Linked DNA regions of Homo sapiens: all the other regions are linked to region 1. The links are chromatin contacts, found by Hi-C in ENCODE. All regions are on one chromosome and are shown on one strand. Each heading gives the region's core, a stretch centred on a gene start or an enhancer-like site at or near the end of the contact. The rest is flanking DNA. Distances are from core to core; before and after follow the strand shown. Region 1 holds the start of ZEB2-AS1 (ZEB2 antisense RNA 1). Region 2 overlaps ARHGAP15 (Rho GTPase activating protein 15). Region 3 holds the start of ARHGAP15 (Rho GTPase activating protein 15).

Evidence for each region. Hi-C counts contacts between places; a loop is a spot of excess contacts on that map. Pooled maps may share reads with other maps.
Region 2: a loop to region 1 is called in a pooled map, with 8 times the contacts of the local background. The contact joins the enhancer-like site here to the promoter of ZEB2-AS1 in region 1. A Hi-C loop is called at or near these places in 5 of 37 single-sample maps with no recorded cell type and 2 of 50 pooled maps.
Region 3: a pooled map shows a loop between it and region 1 (5-fold over the local background). The contact joins the promoter of ARHGAP15 here to the promoter of ZEB2-AS1 in region 1. A Hi-C loop is called at or near these places in 1 of 168 maps with a recorded cell type or tissue (natural killer cell), 5 of 37 single-sample maps with no recorded cell type and 11 of 50 pooled maps.

Annotation. Positions count from the first base shown.
Region 1 is chr2:144,517,778-144,521,125 of GRCh38, reverse strand. It overlaps ZEB2-AS1 (ZEB2 antisense RNA 1), which reads right to left and starts at 1,512. Exons shown (of 4, transcript NR_040248.2): 1 at 1,452-1,512; 2 at 1,016-1,167; 3 at 841-911; 4 at 227-372. It overlaps ZEB2 (zinc finger E-box binding homeobox 2), which reads left to right and starts at 1,007. Exons shown (of 10, transcript NM_014795.4): 1 at 1,007-1,187. RefSeq lists an enhancer at 3,277-3,348.
Region 2 is chr2:143,149,051-143,152,482 of GRCh38, reverse strand. The region is part of intron 1 of ARHGAP15 (Rho GTPase activating protein 15); the gene reads right to left. Among named protein-coding and RNA genes, the nearest start is that of ARHGAP15, 21 kb to the right of the region's middle. Within about 2 kb of position 2,027, at least 6 of the 41 ENCODE cell types and tissues checked have a DNase peak (open chromatin) inside an H3K27ac peak, as active enhancers do.
Region 3 is chr2:143,127,585-143,131,046 of GRCh38, reverse strand. ARHGAP15 (Rho GTPase activating protein 15) reads right to left here and starts at 1,628. Exons shown (of 14, transcript NM_018460.4): 1 at 1,581-1,628.

The sequences.
Region 1 (3,348 bases), core at 263-2,762:
GGTGGAGTCTTTTCTTTTTAATCTTACTTTAATTGTAATATCAAAAAATATATACTCCAAAACTTAGACCCCATGCCGTTTAATATCATGCTCTCCCTTCCCTGCTAAGTTTCTCTATGGCCTTTCTCGTTTCTCCTCCTGCCTCCCTACACACTCTCCCTTACTTTGTAGTGAGGTCTCCCCGAGGTGTAGAGAGATTCAGAGATCGGCCAACCGAGTGTTCTATTTTAATTTACTTAGAGACCCTTTATTAAAATGCCAAACTACTTTTTAATATTGGGATCCAGTCCAGAAATTCATCATGCACACACCCTAATACACATGCCCTAAGATGCAGCTCCCATGCAGCATTTTTTTTTCTGGCTCTGGTACCTAAAAAGAAAAAAATAACAATAAGAGAAAGGGCAGAGAACTTTGTTCCAGAAGCTGTACTGAGATACCTACACAATTTGATGTGCATCTCAAATCTGGTCATTAGAGATATCTGTATAAGAAGAGACTATCTGGATTGAGGACCCGGGATCTTTCCCTTTAACTTTCGCCCCTTGGAGTTCTCCAGTTCTGTGAATGGTGTGCACCGTTTTCCGCCCTGTACTCTGTAGGATTTAGTGATGAGGATAATGATGCCAAAGGCTTGACGGGCGGGGAGGGGGGGGTGGAGGGGGGGAGAAGGGAGGGAGGGGGGAGGGAGGCGAAGGCGAAAGGGAGGGAGAGGAGGAAGGGAGGGAGGTGGAATTTCATTTCTTCCACTAAAGCGTTTGCGGAGACTTCAAGGTATAATCTATCCCAGATCCTTTCCCAGAGAGAAACTTGGCGATCACGTTTTCACATGATGCTCACGCTCAGGGCGCTTCAATTATCCCTCCCCACAAAGATAGGTGGCGCGTGTTTCAGGGTCTCTCGTCTCTCTCCTACAGAAAAGAAAAAGAAAAAAATGTCATTAGAAGAGGCGTAACACGTCAGTCCGTCCCCAGGTTTGTGTTTCCTGGAGTGGCCGAAAGAGATCAGTTCTAACCTGCTCTGCAGGAATAACGGTCCTGCCTCCCGACACTCTTGGCGAGGTTTTTGTACAGTTTGCTCCGGGAGCTGTTTCTTCGCTTCCACCTTTTTCTCCCCCACACTTCGCGGCTTCTTCATGCTTTTTCTTCTCACCATTTCTGGCCAAAACTACAAACAAGACTTCGCAGGTAGGTTTTTTTTCCTCCCCTTTTCTCTCTTTTTATCCCTTTTTGGTGTGCTCGTCCTCCATCCTCCTTTTCTAATTTTCTCATTTTGAGTGGGGATGTGAGTCTGAAGTGAGAAGGGGTGTCCGTGGGTAGGAATTTCAGGTGGGTTTAGCTCCTTTATGGCAAGCTTTTCTCAAGAGTGGCTTCTTCGCTTTCTCTTACACTCACACTCTCTCTCCTTGCTTTTCTCTCCTTTTTCCCTCCCCCAAATAATTTCCCCTGTACCTGTTCATTCAGGTAACCAAAGGTGTCCTTTGCTATCCAGCCCAGGAAAAGTTTTATTGAGAATTATATGGCTGGAATAAAAACTCATCAAGGGGAGAGGTCCTGCTCTATTTTCGCATCTAGTTCCAATTCATTATATTCAGCAATTAGGACTTGGCAAATACCTGTTAATAATTACAAAACTTGGTCAGTTACAGACCTACAAATTCGGGGGCAAGTCTTTCTCTTAGACATGGCAGTTCATCCTCTCCCACCGAGAAGGCTGTTTTCTAAGCAGAAAGTTGTCTGTTTTTGTCTGCTTAGCGAGTTTCATTTCTTTATTTCATTCTTTGTGTGTGTATGTGTGTGAAGTAACACCTCACTTCTGTGATTATAAATAAAGAAGTGAAAGTCCTCATGGAACTTGAGTCGTTTACCAAAGTGGAGGGGGGGGCACTACAGCTGGGAAGAAAACTGCTGTCAGGATATCAGGGTTTTAAATTAGGATAACTTTTAAAATTGTATTTTTAGTGGCAAAGTAATATAGACATGGATTTAATAGAAGACACATACACACATATATCCCATTCCATACTTTGGCACTGAAAAGTCGAGAGAGAGATAGCAGGAGTTCCCAGGAACAGTGATGAGCCCGGCTAACATGAATGTGTTTATCTCCCACCTACTGATATATTTTACATGCTCCCCCTGTAATGATGAAGGCAAGATTACTAACTCCAGACTTAGGAGTAACAGGCAAAGATAAAGTTTACAGCACAAATGCCCTGTCTCTCTCTCTCACACACACACATGCCCATAAAACTAGCAACTTACTTTATTAAACATGTATTTATATGCAGTCGTGTGTCTCAGGATGAATATAGACAGGCCAGCTGTTTCATCCCAGACACTTGTGTGACCATTTCTTTATTTCAGGATTTCCCCTAACAATTTCAAATCAATAGGACAAGGAAAGAAATGATAAAATATGTCAAACTTAAAAGTCTCCTACTATGTATGCCTAGGTAAATTTAAGGTGCTTTCTAAAATATCCACTTCCCCTTCTCTCTGCCCCCCTCCCTTCACCCCTCTCAGCAAATGTGTGGAAACTGATACTCACTTTCCAGGTTTTCTGCAAAGCTTCTAGCACAGGAGACAATAGGTGTGGGGCGTGGGGACTGAGTGTGCCCGGCAGAGAAAGGGTTAATGGCCCTTGTGTTACAGTTTGCATCTGTTACATCTTTTATAGCCCCCTGTTTAAACTAATCCTCGAGGCACAGCATCTTCCCAACCTCCACCGAGTTTTCAGGATTCTCCTCCTCTCCTGCCTGCCTCCGAGGTCCCCCTTCTCCAAGTTTTGACAGTTTCAACTGAAAAAATGCAGCGCCTCTCTCGATTTTTAGGTACAAAAGTTTCGAAGCCAGAAAGGATACGATCATTTAGTAGAGCTTAAAAGTATTGCCGTAGTGGTTGGACTTTCTCTTTCCTTTCTTAAGGGAAAAAAAAAATTCTACTGGAACTATTTAAGGGAACCAGTGTGGGGGAGCATGTGTGTGAGTGAGGTGGGGGGAAATACTTAAGTAAATATTGTCAAAGTGGCGAGGGGGGGTGGGGTAAAGGACAGTGTCCAAAGAGGCTTATAATTATATTTATCATTGCGGCGTAAAACGGGAAATCTTAATTTGGGGGCGAGGGTGGGGGGAGGAAGAGACAGTGCCTCGATAAACTCCAAAAGGGGAGGGGAGGGGGCGCTGGGCGAGTGGGCTTCCTATAATTACTATTATCAATTTGCCCGAGTGTGCTTCATCCAGGGGCTGTTTCGCGTTGTTTGTTTGTTTGTTTCCTCTGGGAATTGGGGGGTGGGGGGATGAGAAAAGATGAGAACGAAAAGAAAACCTCGCCTCACCCCAAGTTCCCG
Region 2 (3,432 bases), core at 778-3,277, 1.4 Mb after region 1:
ACTGAGAATAGGGCAGTGCCCAGGTGGGGAGAGGAGCAATGGCATTAAACTCAGGTGGAAGTGGGAGGTGGAGAGAGAGGAAGTCTGCAAGAGAAGATCAGATTACATCAGAGCTAAGTCAGTGCAGGTTGGACATTTCTGGCAAAGGATTTGGCAATGCAAAGGTGTGCAGATACCTGGGATATTATAAGGTAGGTATTGACATATGTCATGAAGGGACATAAAGTACCAGGGAAGTTCGAAGAAAGAAAGAAACAATGGATTTCATAGAGAAGGTAGCATTTGACCTCTCTGTGGGGATATCTGATCATCTCGCTTATCTTTCATCTGGCTGAATGATTGACTGAGAGTCCCATCCCTTCTAACCCAACCAGTACCAGAGGGGCTGGTATTCTAGACACTCTGAGGAAGAGAATGTGTGTTGTCCTGGATGTACATAACACACAATGTTTTTTTGTGGATGAATTGAGAATGGAGATGAATTGAGAGGGAAGCAGAGCCCTGCTGCCGGACAGAAGGAGGACAGTTGAGGATGGAAATCTAACAGGATGATGACAGCTGTGCCAGTGGCTGTGGGACCTGTGACTGCTGTACCTGTGGGTTCAGAGACGATTTCCTCTGATTCATCCCGTTAGGAACCTCTCATTCCAATTAGACAGGGCTGTTTCTAGGCCATATTTTGCAAGTTGTTTTGGGGTCCCACTTAGAGCCCTTTCTTTATTCCCTTTCAACTCCCCAGTTTCCCCCTGCCTACATCCCAACAGTTTTTTCTCTAGTAGACACCCTATAATCCTTTTCATATTTCAGCTGCCAGAGCACCCACTGCAGCATTCACTTAGGCTTAATCTAACTACAGTGTCAAAATTTATAAAAATTTCCATCATCCATTCTTTCTTACCTCTGAATCACTTAGATGTATATGGGAGGGGTATGATTAGACTAGCTAACACAATGTTATATCAGTCAGACTTTCCCTTAACTCTCAAGGAAGCATTTAACTGAATCTCAAACTGGAAACTCTTCTGGCTACATGAAAGAACTATCTTAGAGTAGAAGAGCATTGATCAGTCCACTCTATTTATGCCCTTACATAAATTCAGAGGTGGTAGGATTTGTGACTGGGGATGGGACATTAACATTGCATTCTGGAAAATGGTGCCTCCTAGAGCTGTATGATGCAATATCCCTTCCATGGTGGTCTTATTTTTTAGCCTTTATGAAATAAGGTTCTAGGGAAGAAACTCCATTGCAAAGCCTGCTCAACATCGACTCAAAAGAAACCCTCATACCCCAGAGTCCAACTTGACTTGGCTTCCAGAACCTAGGAGTGGTTGTTCTTCCAGGAATATCTGTATTAATTTCAGGGTGTTCTCTCAAAGAGAACGAGGAACTCCAGTTTTGTGAGTCTTTCTGCATTATTATTCCAAAAATATTCACAGGAATCTTAAATTATATTCTGTTGTTCCACCCATGTTTTCATTCCTCACTGACCTTCAATTTTCTAGATTTGGTAGATTGTAAAATCAATAATATTTGCTTATGCTTATTTCTATGTAATTTAGTAATATCAGGCTTATTAACTTCAAATCATATTAAGTTTAGGTTTTGCTTGATCTATGTGCCTCTTCAGTATTCCCCTTGTTCTTCCTAGAACACGTTACCCACTCATGTCATCATCATTATTGTTACTATTAAATTTTGTTAGAGAAAACTTTGATGCCTTGTGTTTTTATGTTCTTACAGGAGGCATACAGAGCACTGGTGAATGACTAATGAAAATATTGAAGAACTGGCTCATTTTGCATGTGTTTGAGATATCCATTGATTTTACTAAACTCTCCAAATAAATATCCCTGAGTTAGAAATTGAAATGTAAATCACTTAAGACTGGCTTCACTATTCTCTAGACTTCCTGATTTTACGTGTACCAACAGAAGAGCAAGAATACCTTGTGATATTGCACTAGTTCTCCTTTCAATCCTGTTTAAAAACAGGAAGCAGTAATGAGAATGCACTTCATAAGAGCAACACGAACTTTGGCTCTGCTCAAACTACGTGGTTCGATGGTGTCCTGGGCTTCTGGGCTTGATTTTCCTACTCATACTGCAAATAGGAGTGAACATGATATTTCATCTAATCATAAATTTCATAGCTGCTCTCCCAATTATTTGTTGCATTCTGTTAACTACACTAAAGCTCAGCAGCCTGCCCTTTTGAGTTAGAATGTGTATTTTTGACATCTCTTTCACATCAACAGCATTAAAAGTAAAAATATATTAAGTAATTTTTGAGCTGGGAAAAACTGGATAGGCACTATGATATAATCTTTATGCTGCTGAGTAGAGAAAATGTAGGCTTGGGTATACTGAACACCATCCCCTGGTGTCACATTCTGTTCAGAATAACTCTAGGATGGCACTCAGGGCCCACACCCCCCAGCATCCTTGATTTCGCCATAGACCCACAAATCAAGTGGACATTGTGTATGGAAAGAAAAGGTAACAAGAAATGTAAAGAAAATCTGGCAGATAAAATGATCATAGTGTAGCCACGTTAGGTATGTATCATGCAAGTCTTTCTGTTTAATCATTTATAAATGTTCCTCTGCTTCCTGACAAAACAATAGAGACTTAAATGTTTGTTGAATGTATAAATGAAAAACAAATATGGAACCTAGTTTATGCCAGTGTATGTAGCCTGGCAAAGAAGAAAATGTCTTTGACCAATTTTCTTACTTTAAAAATGTGTAACTCACCTTTGCTAATATTTCTTAGAGTAAATAAACTATGGATATTTTATTATAAGTTAGAGGCAGAAAGAAAACAATGTTTCTTCTGTGTTCTGAGGCTAATATTAAAGTATGCTTGGAGATTCATATAATATTTTAGGGTTAAAAATATCATATTTCTATTTCCCAAAAGCCCTGTATCTTCTTCTCATTAAAAAAAGATCAAATTTATCACAATCTTAGAATTTTCAGGGATTTTTGCTTTGAGAATAGTCTTCCTTGAGTTTCAGATTTGGATAGGTACTTGATATTTTTCCCTAAAAGAAGGATGCTTCTGGAAGACATAGGTTGCCACTGAGAGTTTTGTGAGTAAAATCTCAGAGGCAAGAAATGGCCATACACCCAGGGAATTCCCATTTCATGAGTGTTAGCCTGAGTTTTCACTCCATGGCAAGGGAGCTGTATATTTAGCACATCCACCACGAGGAGCGAAGGTCCACCACGAGGAGCGAAGGTCCCCTCTGCCTAAACATGCACAAACTTTCTCTGGTGACACAACCCCATTCCCTGCTCTACATGTATTAGAGGAGCTGTTTCTCCAGGTCTGCTAAGAGCTCATGACAACTCCACAGATAAATAGTATTTCTCCGAGAAATTCATTTCTATCCCCTGGAAAGATCTTATGTTGATCTGTGGTAGAACAA
Region 3 (3,462 bases), core at 379-2,878, 1.4 Mb after region 1:
TTTTCATGGACTTTTCCTCAATGCCAGATGTTTATCTGCATATTCATTCTTGCTAAGGTGTAAGTATTGCATGTGTTTATTCATTTGATATTCTTTTATAATAAAATGAAAGAAAGTAATAACATATCAACCAAAATTATCAGAATTATACAGCTTCTATAGATGCAGAGGTTCAGAACCACGATATTGAAGACAGATTTAAATAATGCTTTCCATTGTGAGGAAATGCAACAAATTGAAAATCTAATCACAATATCAAAGCAAATATATATTACCAGGGTCTTCTTACATGCTAACAATAAAAAATGTATTGAACACCAAGTCCTAATCTCTATTTTTCTGTGATCATTTTAATAGTCAACAAGTAGCTAGCTTCAGTATTGACAATTGAAGAGGTCTTAAAATGGAGTGTACTACTATGCCTAATAATTTCCTACTAAATTGACCATGTCAAAAAACATTTATGTGTGTCTTTCAATAGAAGACAATAAAAGAAAAGAAAATTGTTGCCACTTATCAACCCTGTAACCATTTTTTAATAACACAAAAAATAGGTGTTGTGGGGGCCATCACTTCTCCCATCCAGCAGCACAATAAAAATAATATTAGGGAAGAATGGATCATATCTTGGGCTGTTATTAAAATTCTTTCAAAAATCTACAGTCAGATTTATTTTAGGTATTTGTCTCTGAGATTAGCAATATTTTGATGTTTTCTGCACATATGTTACAGCACACAAAGACATTCTGTAAAAGCAAGAAGTCAATATAAAAGAAAATTACATGTCAGTTTAGGACTAACAAATCCTTTTCATTTCTAAGGTTTATTATTTTGGAATATTTCAAAGAAGGAAAATTATATAATTACATAAATAACAAAAGTATACCTCTAATTTGCCTCTCCTCTCAGAGTAACCTTCAATGAAATCAGCTGTGACTTCTTTTTTAAATATAAAAGTTTGCTTATGAATTAGAAACTTACACTCATTTCACCCTATATCTTAAATGAAATTTAGAAAAAAAATTTCAAGTGTCATGATAGACAGTATTCCTTTACATTTTAAAAGCTCCTTGCTTTTTAATTAGCTACATAGTAACCTTTTTAAGGGTTTTTAGTGCTAACATTAATACAATGCTTTAAAGTGAGTATCTTTCACACTGAAATTCAAGCTATTTCTCATTGTTATACCCTTTTCTCTTTCCTTATCTGGATGTTGAACAATACATATTTTTATAAAACAGTTGGTTAAAGGTGCAAAGTCTCACATTATTTCTAGTAGTTATTTTTAAATGCACTTCAAACTAAAACTTTATAACTTATTCTGTCTTTAACATTTTAGTACAAAATCTTAGCAAATCATCTTATTATTATAACATTTTAGTAAAAGACATTGGAATTTGACAGCTGCAAATATGAAAAGAACATTCTTTTCTACATCAAAGGAAACCAGCCAATGTTTTAATCACAGGTAAAAGCGTCATATTTTGTAGAAATGTTTATATGTTCACACCAAAATGTAGGAAACTCTGCCGAACATGTTCAAGTTTAAATTTCATGTACAATATAAAGTTAAAACTTACCTTTTCTCGGCAATGACCTGTTATTGAAACTGCCATCAACTCCTAACTGTTAATGACTCTTTCAACAAAAACGGAAAACAGTAAAGTCACATGTCGTAAGAGTAGGCCTGTGTTGGATGCTGCTTAATTTCAGTACTGGGGGAAGAAAAAGGCGGGGGGTGGGGTGAGCACAAAACTTTTAAATAAAACCACTTCCTGGGTAGAGACAGTTAACCACACACATCACATCATTACTCAATTTGAAGAAATTGCCTTGTATAGTCAACAATATTGTTATTTTTCAATGTTATTATCAATTGTCAAACAAGACACATGTATAGAGATTTTATCAATTTTAACTTAAGGGAGGAAAATGTGTGATTAAAAATTCATCAGTGGGAGGAGCAGACTGCTAAGCACTGAAGAAACTTCCTCTTTCTCTGCCTTCTAGCAAGGGCTGAAAAATGAAGCGTCTACTCTGCTGGCTACGCTTGAGATGCTCCCATGCTATCAGGACACTCTGCATATTGACTTTGGAAGCAAGGAAGCCACCTCCAATTCACAGAGCTGGTGCCTCTGCCTCATTCATGAAAGGACCCACCAAAACCTGATCCAGTTAACAGGTTCATCAGGCCTTGGGAGGGTTGCATTAGAACTTCAGAAAACACAGCCCAGAGCCACGCCGCCATCTGAGCATCTGGGGAAAAGGCAGGTGTTCATCATGCTCGTCGAACACACCCTGTGGCATTTGCTGTGACTGTGGCTCTCATACGGATGTGTCCACTCTGGCAATTTCCTAAGCAGTTCTGAAACCTGCTGAAGAGCTTTTGCTCTAGCTGAGTGATTCTTTGTGTGGTCTGACTTAAAAAGAAAAAAAATATATATTATAATAAAGGATCCAAACAATATCATTTTGGCATGCTGCTGAATGCCCTCTTGTGTCAAACTTCAACAAACCCAAGACATATTTGTAAGGGGTCTCAGAAATAACTCTAGGATGTGCATCTTTATTGAGCCATGGAGTTCAAGAATAAGCTCCTGGATTTTCAGGCTTGGCTGGTTTTGTGAGATTTGCAGCTTAATCATAAAAGGAAGAGAGGAAAAGCTTTCCTTCCAAATATATGAGAGAGTTAAATCACAATCTCTTGTCATACAAACCAATTAGACTAGAAATCTGTGTAATAGAGCTCAGTGGTATAGAATGTTTGGCATACTAAAAGTCAATCTTTAAAAATAGATTTGGTGGATATGGCCCAAGTTAGGGATGGCATGTCCCTATCAGTTAACTGAATTTCTCTGGGATCTTTTTCTAAAAATCACATTTCAGATTGACCCTAGAATTCACTGTCAGTTCTCATTTCAGGAAGGACCTTTTTAAGTGTTTAGAGTCCTGAAGATTTGTACTGAATGCTTCTCCTTAACACCGAAGAGAAAATGGAAAGTTCATAATATTAAAAGTGAGGAAAGCAGAATTCCGGGCTTAATTCTGACACTGCTATTCACTTAACCTTGGCCAAGTTACTTAAGTTCTCTGAAATTTAGTTCATTTATCCATGTAATGAAACATCCGCATAAAAAAATCCATCTTGGGGAACACGATAAGTAAATAGATGTATATATTTTGTATATCATAAGGAATTGTAGATATATAAATTAGCATGAGCTGGGAAATGTTGATAACTCCTAAGAAGCATCAGAGAACTTCAGTACATTCTGCTTGATTTAAGCCTTTGTAAATCTGAGTTAGACTCAGAAGTCTAGGACAAGGAAAATAAATTAGGCCTTTCCTTGTTTTTGTTTGCTTGTTTTTACGGAGTCTCGCTCTGTTGCCAGACTGGAGTGCAGTGGCGCGATCTCAGCTCACTGCAAACTCTGCCTCCCGGGTTCAAGGGATTCTCCTGCC